Regions from separate parts of the Mus musculus genome. Here region 1 is linked to region 2. Evidence: chromatin loops called from intact Hi-C (ENCODE). Cell type or tissue: heart. All regions are shown on one strand.

Region 1 (5,000 bases), 91 kb before region 2:
AGTCCCAAGTCTTTTTTTTATTATTACTCCATTTTTTATTAGATATTTTCTTTATTTACATTTCAAATGTCATCCCCTTTCCTAGTTTCCCCTCCGAAAATCCCCTATCCCCTCCCCCTCCCCCTGCTTCCCAACCCACCCACTTCCATTCCTGTCCTGGCATTCCCCTATATTGGGACATAGAGCCTTCCCAGGACCAAGGGCCTCTCCTCCCATTGATGACCGACTAGGCCATCCTCTGCTACAAATAGTCCCAAGTCTTAAATATGATGATCTCCATCCATGTTTAGGATGAGAAGAAGAAAACTGGAAGCTAAAACTACCTTCCACAAACTCTAGCTATGACCAGCCTGGGGCCCAGGTCCACATATAATCTGGGTTACCAGGTAGCAAGACAGATTGTTTTAAAGTATTGATGCTCAGACACATCACTTCCAGCATCTGAGCAGGCAACAGACAACTGATACCTGTATCTCTGCTGTCACCCAGCAGAGGCCAAGGGTGAATGCAATTCCTACAATTAGCTGGGAGATGGGAGAACTCCCCAAGTAGAGGCAAACTCACTAGATTTACATCAGGTCTCACCCACTGGGTTGGATAGCTACTGACCCACTCTACAGAACAAAGCCTTCTGATTTAACAACCTAACCAGAAGCTTTAATGATTTGCATACACCCTTAGGGTAGGAGAATGTCCTCTAACCCAAGGCCATTCTTTCTATTTCACAAGACTACACCCAGGAATTACCCAGAACCTACAAAACAGGTTAGAAGCGAAAGAAGGCTCGACAACAAGTCCAGAAAGCTCCCCAAACATAATCTCACTTGTTCCTTGGGCTCTAAAAGAGTCCTAAATAATCTGAAGGTGAAACACTTAAATGCCAATCAGAGAAGACTCTGGCAGGAGAGCAACTCGTTCACAGAGTTTATAGATGCTTTGTGCCTTTAAGAGAGGAATGGGTAGGAAGCCCGTAGACTCTAAGCCTCGCTTTTCTAAGCCTCGCTTTCTAAAGTTAAGCGTTTAAAACAAAACCAAAAACCCCACGGTTACTAATTTGGGAAGGACTCTGCAGTTAAATGAGCATGTAAGATTGATTTCCCGAAGCAATAGCAATTGTAATTGCAACACACGGATACAGAGGGTGGTAGCACACCAACCGAGATGGTTACATTAGGTCCAGCAACCCTGTTGTCACTGCAGGCGTTAAATTTAAACCCCAAGCAGCCTCGACTTCAATAGCGGAAAGATAGGCAGTTTAAACCTTACTAATTGCCCTACACATACACCCGACCTTACCGGTTTGAGAAGCCTCCACTCTCACCTGGAGCGAAGTCCACCGGGTTTGTGTTAACCACAGCCCAAGGGTGGAAAGGTACTAGTTGCTCGAGGCATTTCCCGGAGGGAAAAGGTCCGGTTAGGCACAGGGCGTCTCAGAGGTCCCTTCTGCACAGCCCCTGACTATCAGCACCTTCCCTCCCGGAGAAAGGAAACAGGAAAAGATAGGACACAGCAGTAGTTGACACCAGAATGTAGGCTCCTTTACGCGTATGGAGGCTTCTCTACGCAGGTTTTTACCTATAACCCTGGCAAAGTCCCCCCATGACCCCTGCAAAGTCCCTCCAGATCACTGTCCTGGGACGGAAAGAAAGGTGGGGCGCGACACGTGACCCTGGACCTCCCCACCCCCGCAAGAAGTCAGCGGGCACCTCTAGCTAGAGGTCTCCCACCTCTTAGGACATGCTTATGGGGCCACAAACTCTAATTCCCTTCGGACACCCAAGCTCACGACCTCCGGATCCTAATTGGTCTTATGGTCTCTCCACCGCCAAAAGGTTTGGGACCTGTCTTGCATCCCATTCTCCCCGCTACAACGGCAGAGTCCGCTCCAATAATTCGCGGCACTGAACTCCAGGAATTGTGTCTTCCTGCTCCGGTTTGCCACCACTGCCGGGCCAACCCAGAGTCAACTGGGCCCAGCAGTTAGAAAGTTAGGAAGGGAAGGGGTCCCCAAGGACCTCCTCTCCCGCCTTGGGCACTGGGTCCTTGGCAGAGACCGCCCCAGTGCCTCCTCTCCACGCGTAAACTGGGTACACACGACCTTTGAAAAGTAAACGCTAGCGAGACTAGACGACCTTGGTTGGGACGCGCTCGGGCAGGCTACCCAGAAGGGTGAGCCAGCATTGGGAAAGTTGAGGCGCACCGGAGCGCCCGGGGAATTGCGCCCTCACCTCCATCCTAGAGGCCAGTGACGTGAGGGGGGATGGGAGGGGAAAGCAGCGGCTTAAAGCAGCGCCCCGAGCTCAGCGCACGCGATCTGTCAGCAGCAGCCCTGGGACCGGGAAAGACCAGCGGGGCGCGCGGGTCATCAAGGCACAGACCCGCCCGCTTGACAGCAGGCGCGGTGCACAAGGCTCTCGGTCCCCGGAGTACCTGGCGCGCGCGTCGCACCCTGCACCTGCACCCCAGGCTCCCCATCACCCCAACTCGTTCTCTCTCCGGGCCCGGCGGGCGGGTGCCCGTGCCAGCCGTCACTTACCTGCTCCTGGGCGACCGTCTAGGCACTCAATCCTCCCGCCACCGCCCCCTGGCCCCCCACCTAGTCCAGCGGCCCTGCCCCGCAGCGCTGCACGGCGCTTCGGCCGCTCCCCCACGTGCTAGCCCAGGCCGGGCGAACACAGAGACATTAAATACTGAGGACGCGCAACGACGTGCCCGCGGCGCGACGCAAGGCCCCGCCCCTCGCCCTCGGCTCCCTGGCGTGCCCCCCTCGCCCGCTCGCTCTCCTGCGCGTGCGCGCCATCGGCCGCTCCCTCCCCCGACTTGCGCGCGCCTCTCTCCCAGCTGCGCCAAGAGGGGCGCGGTCAGGAGCTCTCCGCTGACATCCCGGAGCTGTACGGGCCCGCCTTGCTGGCGCTCTCGCGAGAGTAACAATATTCACGGCGGGCATGGGAGATGGCCCCTACGTCCCACACTCGGGCTGGGGTGGGTTCCTGGTGTCTGAGTGCTCGGCACAATGAACTTGGCTCGCACGGGGTCTCTGCTTCTTCTCCGGGGAGAGGTGTCAGGCAGGTTCCTGCCTTGGGATGGTGCCTCTCCTGGAAAAGGTTGCTGAGGCTGGTGAGGGACGATGCTACATTGTTCCCCTTGCCTAGGAATCTGGCTTTCCCGTAACCTTGCGAGCATAGCATAGCTTTTCGAGTATAATAGGTGGCCATTGGTTGATCAGTAATGTGGATACTGTGTAGCCCTCAAGGGCAAGTTGATTTCTCATTTTCGCAACTTTAGTGATGTCGAAGGGGCTTTTCTCTAAATGATCTGGGGTTTTGCAAAGTTTGCCTTCGAAGAAATGGTCACCATGAGTCACTGCCTCCCCCAACGACTTGAGAAAACCAAACTACCTGCAGATAATTGTATCCGACGGAGGTTCCACTTGCCAACCAGCCCAGCTCTGATCCTTAAAACCTAGGCACTTTCCTTTACTTGCTTATTTATTTTGATATTCTGAGACTGTGTCTCATGTCTCACGGCCTCAAGCTGGGAAGTTCTAGGTTGACCTTGAACTCCTGATCCTCCTGCCTCCACCTCCCTAAGTGTTGGCATTACAGGGCACTTTCAGTGCACATTTTTTGAACGAAATATAGGAAAGGTACCATACTAAGAACCAACCATTACTTGGGAAAAATCTTCACTGGTGATCAAATGTGAATTTTAAGTTTTAAAAAGAGACTATGCATACTGAATATAATTTTGAGTATCTACTGTCTAACTCATTTATTTCTTTTTCTTTTTTTTTTTTTTTTTTTTTTTTGGTTTTTCGAGACAGGGTTTCTCTGTGCAGCCCTGGCTGTCCTGGAACTCACTTTGTAGACCAGGCTGGCCTCGAACTCAGAAATCCACCTGCCTCTGCCTCCCAAGTGCTGGGATTAAAGGCGTGCGCCACCACGCCCGGCTTCATTTATTTCTTGAGCCAGCACTTGGAAAGCTGAGGGAAGATTACCACAATTTCAAAGCACCCTGGGCTACAGAGTTGAGATCTCAAAGTACACAGCCCAAATTGTTTTTAAAGATTATTTTTATGCATATGAGTGTTAGCTGCATACATGTATATTTATCATTCGGGTCCCTGGTGCTTGTGACGGCCAGAAGAGGATGTTGGAGCCTCTTGAACTGGAGTTCCAGACCAGTTTAAAGCCTCCACAGGAGGCTGGGGACTGAACTCTGGTCCTCTGGAAAATTGGATGGTGCTCTTGCCACGGAACCATCTCTCTACCACCACCCCGCCACCCAAATTTAAGTCCCACCATACCTGTTCTGTAAATAATAGTGGATTAGTGACTGACTGTGGCGTAAGGGAACAAACAAGACGCAATTAATTCACTTGAGACTAGATACTGAACTAATGACCCATCACTCAGTGACTCTGGCGGGTGTTAAAGGGAGAGGGAGGCTCACTCACGTTGTGGTTAAGAAAAGGACAACAGAGAGACTGGCGAAATGGCTCAGTGGGTAAGAGTACTGATTGCTCTTCCAAAATTCCTGAGTTCAAATCCCAGCAACCACATGGTGACTCACAACCATCTGTACTGAGATCTGACGAACTATTCTGGTACATCTGAAGTCAGCTACAGTGTACTTATGTATAATAATAAATAAATCCTTGGGCCAAAGCAAGCAGGAACCGAGCGAGCAGAGGTCCTAAAAACTCAATTCCTAACAACCACATGAAGGCTCACAACCATCTATACAGCTACAGGGTACTCACATACATAAAATAAATAAATCTTTTTTTAAAAAGGAAGGAAGGAAGGAAGAAGAAAGAAAGAAAGAAAGAAAGAAAGAAAGAAAGAAAGAAAGAAAGAAAGAAAGAAAAAGAAAGAAAGAAAACAACAGAGAATGACAATCCCACTGGCTTGAGTTACTGTGAGAACTGAGAATACTGGTAGACAAGCAGCGTTTGGTTTAGTTGGGGCCCATTAACTTTGTTTTTGTTTGTTTGTTGT
Region 2 (5,000 bases):
CACGTGGGGAGGTTGGAGATGGCCACTCAGGCCATTCAGACAGTGCTTGATGCTTTAGGTAATCCATCTACCTCAGTATATTGTGCTCATAAGGAAAAGAAAGATATACACACAAAGAGAAGTCAGTAGGGCGTGTTTGTGCACCTCTCTAATCCCAGAACTTAAGAAGCAGAGGCAAATGGATATCTGTGAGTTCAGTGGGGCCAGTTCGGTCTATGAAGTGAGTTATAGGTCTGCCAGGGCTATATAGAGAGACCCTATATCAAAACCACACAACTAGGGGCTGGTGAGATGGCTCAGCAGGTAAGACTGCTCTTCCAAAGGTCCTGAGTTCAAATCCCAACCACATGGTGGCTCACAACCATCCATAACGAGATCTGACTACCTCTTCTGGTGTGTCTGAAGACAGCTACAGTGTACTTACATATAAAAAATAAATAAATAAAACCACACAACTAACACACACACACATCACAACACAACACAACACAACACAGTAAGACCAGCAGTAAAAGAAAATGGCTGAGAGCAAAGCTCAGGTGTGGAATCTGGCCTGACTTGTGCCAAGCCCTGGGTTCAAGTCCCAGCCAAAGTGTGTGGATGGCATGGGGAGTGGGGTGGGTGAGCGTGGGACTAGGGAGTGAGGATCAGGAGTCCACGTCCAGCCTCAGCACACAGTGAGTTTCAGGCCAGCTGGGGGGACAAGAAACCCTATCTTAAAAAAAAAATACTTATGGAAAAAAAAAATAGAAGGAGAAAGAAGATTAAGAAAACCAAAGAGTGAAACTGAGAAAACAGGTCAGACAATAGAGTGTTCACCTCGGAGGCATACAGGCCATAGCTCCATCTCTAGCTGTGTTTGTGCTCAATATCCCAGGGCTGGAGGCAGGGGAATTCTGGGGCTTTCTGGTCAGCCAGTCTGGCCTACTTGGTGTTGCAGACCAGAGAAAATTATTGTCTTTCAAAAAAGAAGGTAGATAATTCCTGAGGGTCAACACATGGGGTTCTCTTCTGACCTCCATATCTATACACACACACACACACATGCACACATGTACGCAATGTCAGGGTGGGGATGCATCTAAGGAAAAACAGGCTGAAAAATTACGGGTGTGGCTGTATCTATAAAATAACATGAAATTAGAGTTCCCTTGGAAATGACTGATAAGGCTCAAGTCCCTCATAATGTAAACCCTGGTGTTTTTCTCCCTTCCCTGGTACAAACTCCTGTTAAAACATAAGGGGTGGGGCTGAAGAGGTGGCTCAGTGGTTAAGCGCACTGACTGCTCTTCCAGAGGTCCTGAGTTCAAGTCCCAAGTGCTGAAAGTGATGGCTCACAACCATCTGTAATGAGATCTGACACCCTCTTCTGGCGTGTCTAAAGACAGCTACAGTGTACTTACATATAATAATAAATAAATCTTTGGGATGGGGTGAACAGGGCTGGATGGAGCGAGCAGAGGTCCTGAGTTCAATTCCCAACAACCACACGATGGCTCACAACTATCTGCACAGCTACAGTGTACTCATATACATAAAATAAATAAATCTTTGAAAAAAAAAAAAAGACTGAAAATCAGGGGTGGTGAGATGACTCAGGAGATAAAAGACAGTGGCCACCAAGCCTGGCACCCTTAGTTCAGTCACAGGGAGCTACATCATAGAAAAACTGACTTCTCCGTGTTGTCCTCTGACTACACACACACACACACACCCTTTGACACTCACAAAACAAATTAAAAAAGAAAGAAAGAAAGAAAGAAATTAAATTAAAAGGCTGGAAAGATGGCTCAGCTGGTAAGATCACTTTCTCACTGTCTTGCTCTTCCAGAGGACCTGGGTTTAATTCCCAGAATTCACATGGCAGCTCACAACTTCTGTACCTTCGCTTTCCTGAGATCCAAAGCCCTCTTCTGACTTCTCAGAGCACCAGGCATACAAGTAGTACACAGACAGACATGGAGGCAAGACAAAATATATTTTTTTCCTTTAATAAAGTGAGAGTTAATCCAGACACTTGGTAGGTAAGAGTCCGAGGCCAGCCTAGTCTATGGAGAGAGTTCCAGGACAGCCAAGGCTACACAGAAAAAAACCTGTCTGGAAAAACAAACAAAAAGAAAAAAAGGAAAAAAACGAGAAGAAAAGAAAGAAAGAAAATGTGCCAATTTGCAAGTCATTCCACAAAACAAAATTCTTTTTTGCCCAAAAATAGGCCAGAGCAGTCAGCTGATATTTTGTCTCTTCTAAACCAGCAGAGGTGGCAGGCTTTGTTTCAAAGCAAGGATTTGTAGAGGTCTCTTTGGCCTCCAATCTCAGCTCAATCAAATGACCCTAAAACGTCACTAGGCAGCTAACCACAGGAGAAAGGGGAGGTGGCCTTTAGACCGTGAAGTCTCACTCATCAGCAATTTCCTGAAACCATACGTTTCTGTACAAACACTTCCATCTCCAGGAATCACCCTGCATCAGGAAGGGGCAGGAAAAGGCACTTTGAATTAAGACACAAATAAAAATTAAGAGGTTCAGAAACAATATAAATTTCTCAAGGGAAGAAGCGGGAGAAAGAAATGTGTTTTAAAAAAAAGAAAAAGAAAAACGCGAACGCATCAACAAATTCGAGAAGGAGGCACCCACCGTTGGTGCGTCTTTCTCACGAACCTACCCGCGCTGAAGCCCAGTAAGAACGATAGGAGCAGCAGCCACAGTCGCACGAGACAGATCCGCCGCGAGAGCTCCATGATGAAAACCCCGCCGCAACATCAGCAACAGGCAGGAGCCAAAGGCCATCGCGTGACGGCTTGCGCGGGGACTGGGCGGAGTCAGGGGCGGAGCCTAAGTGGGCCCTGACACTCCTAAGGATTCCGCGCTCCCTCTGCCGGTCGGACCCACCCAGGACCTCCTACAAAGGGCTCTCGAGGGAGGTGCTACAAAGGAGGCAGTTAATATGTCATCTGACCTTGGTTACTAAGTAGGGAAGAATTGAGAAAACTACAACTGGATAACCACCATCCCCTCAGCCCGGCCCGTGTTTGTCTTCTCCGACAAAAGGCTTATGTTTTATCTTTTAAGACTTGTTTTTATTATTTTATGTGCATATGTGTGTATGAATGTATATGCCACATGTGTGGGTTTATGCAGAAGGAGTGGGTTTCTCTGGAGCTAGGGTTACAGGGCTTTTTGAGTGGCCGGTGCAGATGCTGGGAACTGAATTTGAGTCCTCTGGAAAACCAACAAGTGCTCTTAAATTACTGAGCCATCTCCATAGTCTCAGGCCTAGAATTTTAAAAAATTGCATCTGAAAAGATGAAGTCAGATTAAAGCACGAACCAGCAGGTCTTTTAAGACTAGAGCTGGGCAGTGGTGGCGCACACCTTTAATTTCAGCTCTTGGGAGGCAAAGTCAGGTGGATTTCTGAGTTCCAAGCCAGCCTGGTTTACAGAGTGAGTTCAAGGACAGCCAGGGCTACACAGAGAAACCCTGTCTCAAAAAAAAAAAAAAAAAAAAAAAAAAAAAAAAACAGAAAGAAAGAAAGAAAAAGAGAGAGAGAGAGAGAGAGAGAGAGAGAGAGAGAGAGAAAGAAAGAAAGAAAGAAAGAAAGAAAAGAAGAGAGAAAGAAAGAGTCTAGATTCTATTTTCAGAAACCCATTACTTTGAAGTGGTGGCTCAGGGGTTAAGGGCATTGTTGCTCTTCCAAAGGACCCAAGTTTGGTTCCCAAGACCCACATGGTGGCGTACAGATTCAGAACTCCACATCTCATGATCCAGGGGATCTGGCACTTCCTCAAGCATACATATGATGCATATATAAGCCTGCAGGCAAAACGCTCACATAGATAAAGTGAATCGAAAATATTATTATCAAATCACATGTGTCATTAATATACTAGTAATTCATAAAAAATTACTATATAGATCCTATAACTTTTGGTTATGTATTTTAAACACAGCAAAAAAAAAGTGGACTTTTTCTCTCTTGATAGCATGGTCAACATCACTGTGTGTGATATACTATCTTCAAAGCAGTTATTTAAAAGAAGGTATCAAGGGCTTGTGGAGAGGAATTTGAAGAAAACATGGACTGCAGAGGTGTGTGTGTATGATATGTCTGTCTGAAGATAAATTTTTATTTTACGGAATATTTTAGGGGTACTGAGTCACCTCACAGAGCCAAGCAACAGCAAGAGCTACCTGGAAGTGACTTTTGTCTCTGCAAACTTTGTTTTAAGATAACAAACTCACAAAAGAAAGCAAGAACAAAGAATGTGTCCCTGACTCAGGTTTTTATCCTCCCCCATGCCTCCTATGCATCAGCAGAAATGTTTTTCTTTGCAACCTGTAGATTTTATAGCTTCTAGAAAGTGTAGTGCGTATCCTGTGTCCTACGTTGCCACTGAGGGCAGGGCTGCAGAGAAGTGGGAGTCTGCTGTCTACTTTTCTCCTGCTCCAACATGAGTGGGGCCAAATGCCTGAAAAATCTAGCCTTTTTTTTGGTTTTGTTTTTGTTTTTTGTTTTTTGTTTTTTTTTTCAAGACTGGGTTTCTCTATATAGCCCTGGCTGTCCTGGAACTCACTCTGTAGACCAGGCTGGCCTCGAACTCAGAAATCCGCCTGCCTCTGCCTGCCGAGTGCTGGGATTAAAGGCATGCGCCACCACGCCCAGCTTTCCATGTTCTTTATGATCAGAGCCAAACACACTTAACCACCAGAGGCTGTACTATGTGCCTTGTTCTCAGAAGCCTGCAGCTAAAGAATTTCCATGAGGTTTTTCTCTAACCTGGGCTGCAGAGCAAGACCTCCATCTCAAGAGAAAGAATGAATACATGAATAGATAAAAATAAAGTATTGTAGTTTGATATTAGTGGTAGACTATGAGCCACAGAGTGTTTTGCAGCAAAAAAGTTCAAATTTTCTATGTTTGGATTTTTTCATAATAAAATATAGAAAAGATTAGCTTTTTTGTTTGTTTGTTTATTTGGGGTTCTTTTTGTTTTTTTTGTTTT

Evidence for each region. Peaks named below come from ENCODE experiments on the same cell type or tissue, not always from the same donor. Only the 100,000 strongest peaks of a DNase experiment are listed, where the experiment ranks them.
Region 1: a loop joins it to region 2, with 2.3 times the contacts of the local background. A loop is called at or near these places in 11 of 42 quality-filtered maps.

Annotation. Positions count from the first base shown.
Region 1 is chr11:88,861,861-88,866,860 of GRCm38, forward strand. Akap1 (A kinase (PRKA) anchor protein 1) reads right to left here and starts at 2,726. Exons shown (of 11, transcript NM_001042541.1): 1 at 2,537-2,726. All of the region lies in intron 3 of 4930556N13Rik (RIKEN cDNA 4930556N13 gene), which reads left to right. In heart, no CTCF peak of the experiment used is centred here; DNase peaks (open chromatin) are centred at 1,681 and 2,831; H3K4me3 peaks cover 3,133 bases; H3K27ac peaks cover 2,778 bases.
Region 2 is chr11:88,952,632-88,957,631 of GRCm38, forward strand. It overlaps Scpep1 (serine carboxypeptidase 1), which reads right to left and starts at 2,811. Exons shown (of 13, transcript NM_029023.3): 1 at 2,663-2,811. The coding sequence starts at 2,738. In heart, a CTCF peak has its summit at 2,876 (motif pointing left); a DNase peak (open chromatin) is centred at 2,820; H3K4me3 peaks cover 1,416 bases; H3K27ac peaks cover 1,529 bases.